2 separate regions of the Homo sapiens genome follow, and region 1 is linked to region 2. Evidence: chromatin loops called from intact Hi-C (ENCODE). Cell type or tissue: heart right ventricle. All regions are shown on one strand. Links, peaks and the distances in the headings refer to the core of each region. The heading gives the core; the rest is flanking DNA. Region 1 overlaps LOC107986045 (a long non-coding RNA gene). Region 2 overlaps TM4SF4 (transmembrane 4 L six family member 4).

Region 1 (4,390 bases), core at 87-4,086, 520 kb after region 2:
CCAGCTTCTGTGAAACTGGCGGTTTAGGAATAGTGGGCTTGCATGTCAGGCCTGGAACCATGTGCTGGAGCTGAGCAGCAGCTCCCCCTATGGATGGGGGACTCCCCTCCAGTTCCTTTGAGTCCTGCCTTGCCTATTGTTGAGGACTGAGTTGTGTCCTCACTTCCTGTCATTCACATGTTGAACCCCTAACCTCCATAGTGACTGATTTGAATGAAGATAGGGCCTTCAAGGAAGCAATTAAGGTTAAATGAGGTCACGAGGGTAAGGGGAAGAGACACTAGAGAGCTCTCTCTCTGCATGCATTCAGGGGAAAGACCTTGTAGGGAACAGTGAAAAGGTAGCTACAAGCTAGGAAGGGAGGCCCCACTAGAAACTCACCTTGATGGAACCTTGAACTTGGACTTCCAGCCTCCAGAACTGTGAGAAAATAAGTTTGTGTTGTTTAAGCTACTCAGTCCGTGCCATTTTGTTATGGCAGCCTGAGCTGATGAAGCCAGCCATGCACCTCACTTACTTTGTGCCTAGCTTCTGAGGTTATCTGTGTCGAGGCCCCTGCTCTATGTGTGGAAGTTAAAAGAGCGAATTATCCTGTTCCTCTACTTTGTCTACTGGCAGAGAAAGTTAGAGAGAGAAATAATTTGTAACAGAGGGCATCATACAAGTGATGTACAAACTGGCATTGGAGGACAGAAGAACTGTCTGTGGCTGGGATGGGAGGGACAATGCCTCTTCATTGTGAGGAGTGAGCGTGTCAGATGGGTGTTCAGAGATTAGGAGGATTTCAGCAAGTGGTGAGGGAATGAAGGGCAGGAGCAAAGGCATCCAGGCATGAAAGTGGATGGTAATCCAGGTTTGACTGGAGTTCCAGGGTACGTTGCAGGTGGAGGGTGTGCAATCGGAGACAGGGCCAGAAAGGGAGGACAGGGTCTGATCAGAGCCCTGAATGCCACGCCATAGGATTTAGTTTAATTCTGGAGTGAATGAGGAGTACCTGAGAAGCTGGAAGAGGGAACCCAGGGGCTGAAAGATATATTTTAATTGATTAATTCTCTGTTTACTGAGAACATCCGTTGTGTCGAGGCACGGCAGATCCAATTGTGGACAAATAGAAGTCAGTCTCTGCCTTTGCGGAGTTGACAGAAATAGATGATTAGATTTATAACAACGTTAGGCAGTGAGGAGTGCTATGAAGAAAATACAGCAGTGTCGGGATAGAGTGTAATACTGTGGGTGCTAGTGTAGATGTGCGTGCTCAGGGAAGGCATGACATTCGGGCATAACCCTGAATGAAAGCGAGAGGGTGAACCATGTGGTATCTGAGAGAATATAATTCTAGATAGAGGGACAATCAAAGTGCAAAGGCCCTGAGGCAAGAACACAATTGTGTTCAAAGAACAACATAGAGGCCGGTCTGGCTAGAGTAAGCAATGAGAAGAATTGTGGGCAAGGAAGTTGAAGTAGTCTCCTAGTCATACACAGGCTAGGAGAAGGGCACATTTTGGACCAGTACACAAATGAAGTCCTCAAACAGAGCTGACTGCGGAAGACAGGGCTTTAGGGACAGGATGAGATGGATTACCCATCTCCCAATCTCTGGATCAATTGTGTGCGGTGGCAGCCCTCAGTGGAGAGGGATAACCGAAGTCCTGTCTCTCCCAAAGTTCAGACCGTCAGCCTATAACTGTCCCCAAAGAAGGGTGAAGGCAGGGACAGGGTTTATCTGCTTCCCTAGCTCAGAAGCCCAGGCGGTTCCACAGGGGATCCGGGAGAATACAAGTGCTCCTCCTCTAACAAGCACCACACTGCCGCTTAATGTTACAGGCCTCTGACAGATGAAATCAAACCTGTTTTGGCCCTAGAGTGAAATGATTTATTCCAGCAAGTGGAAATAGGAAGAGTTGAAAGGCAGTACAGGCCAGAATGTGGGTTGGCTTCGTAGACTGAGTAATGTGGGTTGGCTTGGTGTAATTCGTTTTTGGAATACATTTTTTTTTAAGGTTTAGTGAGGAGGAGGTAAACAATCCTTTGAGAACCATATAAAGCTCTGCCTCCAGCGTGTGATGGTCAGAGAGCACGGTCATTGCCTTTGGCATTCTCTGCTAAGTTTTCACCCTTGGTGTTTTGCCTTTTCCTTCTTGCTTGGCTGGGAGAGTTATGAGCTCCTTAGGAAAGAATGTCCTGCTTTCTCTGTTGGCCCTGCTGAGGGGCAAACATTAAAAAAAAAAAAAAAAAAAAACCATTAGCTGTAAATCTCTGTGGTAAGAGTGCCCTCTTCTGGTTCGGCTTCTTTGTCTTGAGCTGCCAGTTCCCTAACAATGCTGTTTTTAGGCTTCCGATCTTTTTGATGAAATAAACTAGCAAAGAAAAAAAGCAAAAAAATACCATTGAGGATACATTCATTTCACCCAGTGTTTCTAGAACCCCTTCCACAGTTCTAATTCTTACTTGGCCATATTTTCTGAAATTTCGGACCCAGACTTTCTTTGGGATTTACACTTAGCCTTTTGCGAATCCAGAAAAACAGGTAAAAATAGTAGCATTTCAGAGCTTGGAACGGGTGTTGCAATGGGTTCGTCTGGTCACTTTTATGCTTCTGTTTCTATGCCATTTATTAAGTGCCTACTCAATTTATTGAATATTTGAGGGCCAAGCATTCTCCTAGGCCCTCCAAGATCATAAATGAGATACAGCCCTTGCCTTTGCTAAGAATGTCGTGGGAAATATAGATGAGTAACAGAAAATTACAACATCAGCTGACAAATAACTGAGATGTGAACAGGTGGTTATAGGGGGACATGAAGGAATTTCTTTGGTTATTCAAGCCCAAATGTGAGAAAAATCAATGCCTCCTCAACTCGAATTGTTCCTGTAACAGTCACATCTCTTTATGTACTAGATCCAGGGCTCTATGATGAGCAAATCGTGATGGGTTTAATATATTTCTTCTACTAAACCCCAAAAATAATTTTAGATCTAAAAGGGACATGAAAATATGTCAGTTTTCTCCATTTTTTTTTCTATGTCAAGGGAAAAATTTTCTTTTACAAGGAACATTTTGAGAGGCTCTATATATCTAGCTTCAAGTAATTAAAATTGGTTTTAATTGTGGAATACCAATGCACAATTCTGTGTGGGGTTTGCTAGAAATCATAGATTCAATAGAAACAATTTTCCTCCATATAAAGGGAGAGTTATATTTCATGAGACTCTCCAGAAATCATTCTTCCATTCTGGTCTCTTGTGACTTTTCTCTGTGGGCTCTAACCCATAATCTTGCATATATACAGCTCAGGATGTTACTTAGTGTCCCAATGGCCTTTAAGGTTGTATTTTGTTTTATTTTAGAAAATTTGTTAATGAAATTTTCTGTTTTCTTCTATGTCCTGGATCTTTTGCATAAGAAAAGCTTTAATACAAAGTAGGAGAAGGAGATGGGAGGCAGAGAGGAAAGAGAGAATTCATTTGTGAGCTACAGCAGTCTTCCTGTGTCCATCTCTTGGCTATAAATTCAGATAAAACATGTCAGTGATATTTTAGGGGATGCTTCTCATCAGGTATATATGGTGTTGCTTATTTTACTTTATTTAAAATATTTATTTTATTTTTAACTGCCTATGCAAATTTATCTGCATAAATCTGGTCGCTTTTTTCATTTCTTTTTCCAGTATTGGTTTTAACTCTCAATCATGTACTAAAGAAAGGACTTCTAACTTTTAAATTAGAACTGATAAGCTTTCTTTCTCATAGGACATCTATTTCTAGGTTCCAGCTTTGGTTCACTATACCTTGTCCAAAAATATCTTCTAAACTCAAGAATTCCTAAGGGGGCTTTGGAGCGAGAGGTATCCACAAAATTCTTAGATTACACCCTGAGAAACACTGATGTAGGCACTGTTTTTCTGATTTGAAATTAAAAATCTCAAATGGACTTGGAGGAACAGAGGCTTAATGTAGCTCTGAGCCTGCTCAGTTCTGAGCTAGTCTCAGTAACCAACTGTGGCTGGAGACACAAGGGCTGTACATATACACAGATGGCAGGCAATTGAGCTTTTCAATTCTGCTTCCGTTTTTTTTTTTTTGGTAGGAGCAGAGTTGCTAGATCAAGGATATCAGTTAAACATAATGCTCAAAATGGCAGTGAGGAGCAACCAGTGAGGGAAGCGGCAAGACTGACGGGACAGGGTGAAGGCTCCTGAGTTCCATTGGCTCTGTCATTCATGGGTGATGTTCCAGAATGAGCAATGTATGTGTTCTGAGCTTCAGTTTCTCTATCTCTAAAGTAATTAATAGTGTGCTCCTTGGAGGTGCCTCATGGAGAATGAGCAGCGAGGGGGCAAGGGATCCTCACCTCTGTTTCAACTTACCCTTTCAGTTTTTAATTCTATTT
Region 2 (4,390 bases), core at 169-4,168:
GAAGGACACTACTGTGTTGTTGTCAAAGGTATGGATTACAGGCAGATGGATCTGGATCTGAGTTCTGGTTCCTCCCTCATGATCTTGGGAAGTTAATCTTTTTTATTCCAGTTCTTCTTCTGTAAAATAAGGCTCATTAATAAGTACCTGCCTTACAGATAATATGTAAGATAGCCTAATTAGTAAAGGCACACACCTCTCGAAAATCAGATCATCCCCACGTGGGATAGGCTGCTAGTAATCCCCAGTGCCTCACTGATAGGACACCTAGAATTATTTTTCCTGTTCCCAAGGTTTGGATAATTTCCCATGACATTAACAAGCACTTGATCAATGTCATTATTATATTATAGTATTTTTGTTATCATATCCTCACACACACTTACTTTCCACAAATACAGAGAGCATAACTCTGGAGAGAAAAAATTCAACGGGCTAATTCCCTCGCAGCTGCTCAGTGCACATATTCTGCTCACATGGTTAAAGAAATGTATATAGCATACACTGCAAATGTTTCCCTTGAAAGAGTAGATAAGAAGGCCTGAGATCATATGTCCTCTAACTCACCAATTGCCAGCTTGAAGATCTCCCTTTCTGTTGGGCTCTGGAGACAGACAGGTACCATCAGATCCCAGCTGTCTCCACACATGGTGTGTCCTGGGGTCATGTAGGTGCTTATGTTGGCCAAAGCATGTCCTTAGGGCATGGACATTCCTCCTTAGTAAGGAGGAATAGAGATTACCTGAAGTGTTTTTTCTTCTTAAAAATTAATATCCTCTATTTTTTGCCTGTGCTAGGCTTGGGAAGGGAGTGGGGGAAGTGGCAGTCAGAAACTTAACTTGCAGTAGCCCCAGTTTCCTCATTTATAAAATGAGGAGTTTAATGCTGAATTCACAGGGTTATTGTGAGGATTGAGTGTGATAAATATGGAAGCCCGTTTCCTCTCCTAGGTGTTCACTTACTTCATCCATCCAGCAAGTACTTATTGAGGATCTATGTGTCCTCCATACCCTAGGCACTTAGTTGGTACTTCCCTTACACCAAATGCTTGCAAAATCTTCCCCTAGAACTTACAACATCCTTATGAGAGACAGTAACTGCCAGGATCCATTTTGTAGCAGAGGATTTTGAAGCATAGAAAATATTTACTGAAGATGCCGGCGTGGTGGCTCACTACTGTAATCCCAGCACTTTGGGAGGCTAAGGCAGGCAGATCAAGAGGTCAGAAGTTTGAGACCAGCCTGGCCAACATAGTGAAATGCAGTCTCTACTAAAAATACAAAAAATTAGCTGGGCGTGGTGGCCGGCGCCTGTAATCCCAGCTACCCGGGAGGCTGAGACAGGAGAATCGCGTGAATCCAGGAGGCGGAGGTTGCAGCGAGCCGAGATCGCGCCAACCTCTTGCACACCAGCCCGGGCAACAGTGCAAGACTCTGTCTCAAAATATAAATAAATAAAAATAAAATAAAATATGTAGAAGTAGAATAAAAATAGGAGCTTAGGGAGAAAACATCTGGAAAAAAGAAGAAATAAAATTCCATACTTTATTTTTTTTTCTTTCAATATATTCCATTTCTCTAAAGGAAATGTCTTTCTAAAATATTCCTCAAGTTGGCTGTCATTCCAAGGAATGAGGAGGTAGATTAGGGATGCTTTTGGCCTGCAGGACCTCTGCAAGAGGGAGTCCCCAGAAACGCTCACTCAGGAGGTGTCTCTAGGGGGCACTGATGAGCCAGGCACGGGAAGAAGTGCTGACCACAACACACAGACCGCATTAGGACCTGACCAAGACCTTTCTTCAAAACAGGGAGGTTGATCATCTGGCCCTGCCTGTGGGTGGGGCGGGCCTTGATCTATCTAATATGCTTTAAGGATGGTGAAATACATGCCTACCCAACACATATCCTCATCAGTCTACCTTTGGTCTCATTATTAAAGACACTCCTTTGAGTCAAATCCAAGATTTACAAAAGGCTCTTAATAAAATACGTACTTAACATAAACGAGTTGACAAAATTAATTTGCTCCCCCACTGCGCCCCAAGAGATCCATTTTTTAGAAGGATTAGAGGGCAAGAGATGCTGACCAGCCACCGACATGCTGCCAAGAAGCCACTGGGAATCTCGGGTTTGGGAGGAAGAAGCTGTGACCTGAAAACAAACCCAGGCCGGGGTTCTTACTATTTTTGCTCCAGGGCTCACTTTTCCCGGCTCTCCTTTAGCCTAATTTATTTGAAAGAGCGCAGGCCTTTGGAGCTCAGCTTCAGTCTTGCTCTGCCTCAGAGGAGAGCCATTTTCTCGGCTTTACCAAGAAACTATGAATCAGGTGATCCAAGATTCTTTCCAGCTTATTGTCTTGCTTTATCTCTGCAGCCACCACATCCTGCTTCTCCTATCTCCTACTTGGTTTTGCTACCCGAGGAAAGGGAAGAGAATGGTGCAGTTGGCCTCTGGGGAATGTTCCAGAAAGATATAATGCAGATGAGAGAAGAGAGAGAGGAACCGGGAAAATAAATGACAGAAAGCAGACTGTAGAGAGGACAGAGGATTCAGCCCAGCAGCTGGTGGCCCAGTCTGTGTCTGCCTCACAGGCCTTTCCACCTGCAGGGCTTCCTATGCAATGCTCCCTATTGCAGTGCTCCACAGAAGCCCCGTGTCCCCGAAGGAGCTGGGGCCTGGAGGGGAATGCGTGAGCCTTTGGAAAATAATTCAGAACTTCAGCAGTTTAGTTCTCCCCAAATTAGTCTGCAGTTTTTGCTTCTTGTCTGACAAAATGCAAATACCTCATTTTGGAGAAATGATTAGCCAGGTGAGGTGGTGAGCACCTGTAGCACCAGCTACTCAGGAGGCTGAGTGGGGAGGATTGCTTGAGTTCAGGAGTTCCAGAAGTTTGGGACCAACCTGGGCAACATAGTGAGACCCCCCAATAACCTCAAAAAAAAAAAAAAGAAAAGAAAAGAAAAAGAAATGATTATTGTTTGATGCTCCAAAGCCTTAGAACATAACATTAAGCAAACAAGAGTCTGAAGCAGGGGGCATGAGCTCAATGGTCTTAGGGGCAGGGAAGGGACCCTAACTGAGTAGAGCAGCCAGGGTGGGCCCTGTGGAGCTCAGCCAGGCCCAGTGAAGGGTGCTGTTGTGCCAAAATGCAGGCTAGGGGTGCCAGATTAATTTTTTATTTCTTGGGGAAAAAATGTTCTCTCTCTGAATTTTTAAAAATTGGGAGCTGATTAAAAAACAGAACAATCGGCCAGGCGCAGTGGCTCACGCCTGTAATCCCAGCACTTTGGGAGGTTAAGGCAGGCAGATCACCTGAGGTCAGGAGTTCGAGACCAGCCTGGCCAACATGGTGAAACCCCGTCTCTAACAAAAATACAAAAAAAATTAGCCGAGCATGGTGGCAAGCACTTGTAATCCCAGCTACTCGGGAGGCTAAGGCAGGAGAATTGCTTGTACCCAAGAGGTGGAGGTTGCAGTGAGCTGAGATTGCATCATCTCACTCCAGCCTGCTGGGGGACAAGAGCGAGACTTCGCCTCAAAAAAACAAAATAGAACAAAACAAAAAAATCAAAGACAAGAAATCCTTCTGCTGGCTACCCAGCATGTGGTCGACCCTGGCCCAGGGCAGCCGTGCTAGGTGCCTTGGTTTACAATCTGGCACAGCTGGTCCTTTGATGGACACTGCCTCATGATTTGGATGGTCAGTTGGTCATTTGGAGGAGTTATCCTCAATTCATGCCAAGGGCAGGTTCCACATGGAGGCTTAGACAGCCCCCACAGACAACCTATATTGGGAAGCCCAAATATTTCAGATCCTATTGACTCAAAATTTTTTTTAATGAAATGTGCTTATAAAAACATTTTTTTTCCGGCCAGGTGTAGTGGCTCATGACTGTAATGCCAGCACTTTGGGATGACGAGGTGGGTGGATCACCTGAGGCTGGGAGTTCCAGACCAGCCTGGCTAACATGGAGAAACAGCATCTCTACTAAAAATACAAAATTAGCTGGGCATGGTGGCACATGGCTGTAATCCCAGCTACTTGGGAGGCTGAGGCAGGAGAATCGCTTGAACCCAAGAGGCAGAGGTTGCAGTGAGCCGAGATCGCGCCATTGCGCTCCAGCCTGGGCAACAAGAGCTAAACTCCATCTCAAACAAACAACAACAACAAAAAGACAAACTTTTTTTGCCTTCATCTTGGATTTCATTTACATCTGATTTTAAAAACCAAGTTTTGTGTAATACTTAGAATGCTATCTCACTTCTCACTGTGGTTATATGTAAACCTAAAAACAAAAATCAAGCAAACAAAAGATCCCTTATTTTTATATTAGCCAGTCTTTAGCCTTTTACTCAGCACCAGGTGTGAAATTTTAGATTTCTAAAATAAA

The links. Peaks named below come from ENCODE experiments on the same cell type or tissue, not always from the same donor. Only the 100,000 strongest peaks of a DNase experiment are listed, where the experiment ranks them.
Region 1: it touches region 2 in a loop (5-fold over the local background); 24 of 110 quality-filtered maps call a loop at or near these places.

Annotation. Positions count from the first base shown.
Region 1 is chr3:148,953,549-148,957,938 of GRCh38, reverse strand. LOC107986045 (a long non-coding RNA gene) reads right to left here. Exons shown (of 3, transcript XR_001740565.2): 3 at 1,851-2,357. Among named protein-coding and RNA genes, the nearest start is that of GYG1, 36 kb to the left of the region's middle. RefSeq lists an enhancer at 1-428. In heart right ventricle, for the core only: CTCF peaks have their summits at 87 and 2,287 (motif pointing left); DNase peaks (open chromatin) are centred at 1,739 and 2,263; H3K27ac peaks cover 1,087 bases.
Region 2 is chr3:149,477,924-149,482,313 of GRCh38, reverse strand. The region is part of intron 2 of TM4SF4 (transmembrane 4 L six family member 4); the gene reads right to left. Among named protein-coding and RNA genes, the nearest start is that of TM4SF4, 5.4 kb to the right of the region's middle. RefSeq lists an enhancer at 1,618-1,912. In heart right ventricle, for the core only: CTCF peaks have their summits at 1,502 and 1,714 (motif pointing right); a DNase peak (open chromatin) is centred at 1,753; H3K27ac peaks cover 1,642 bases.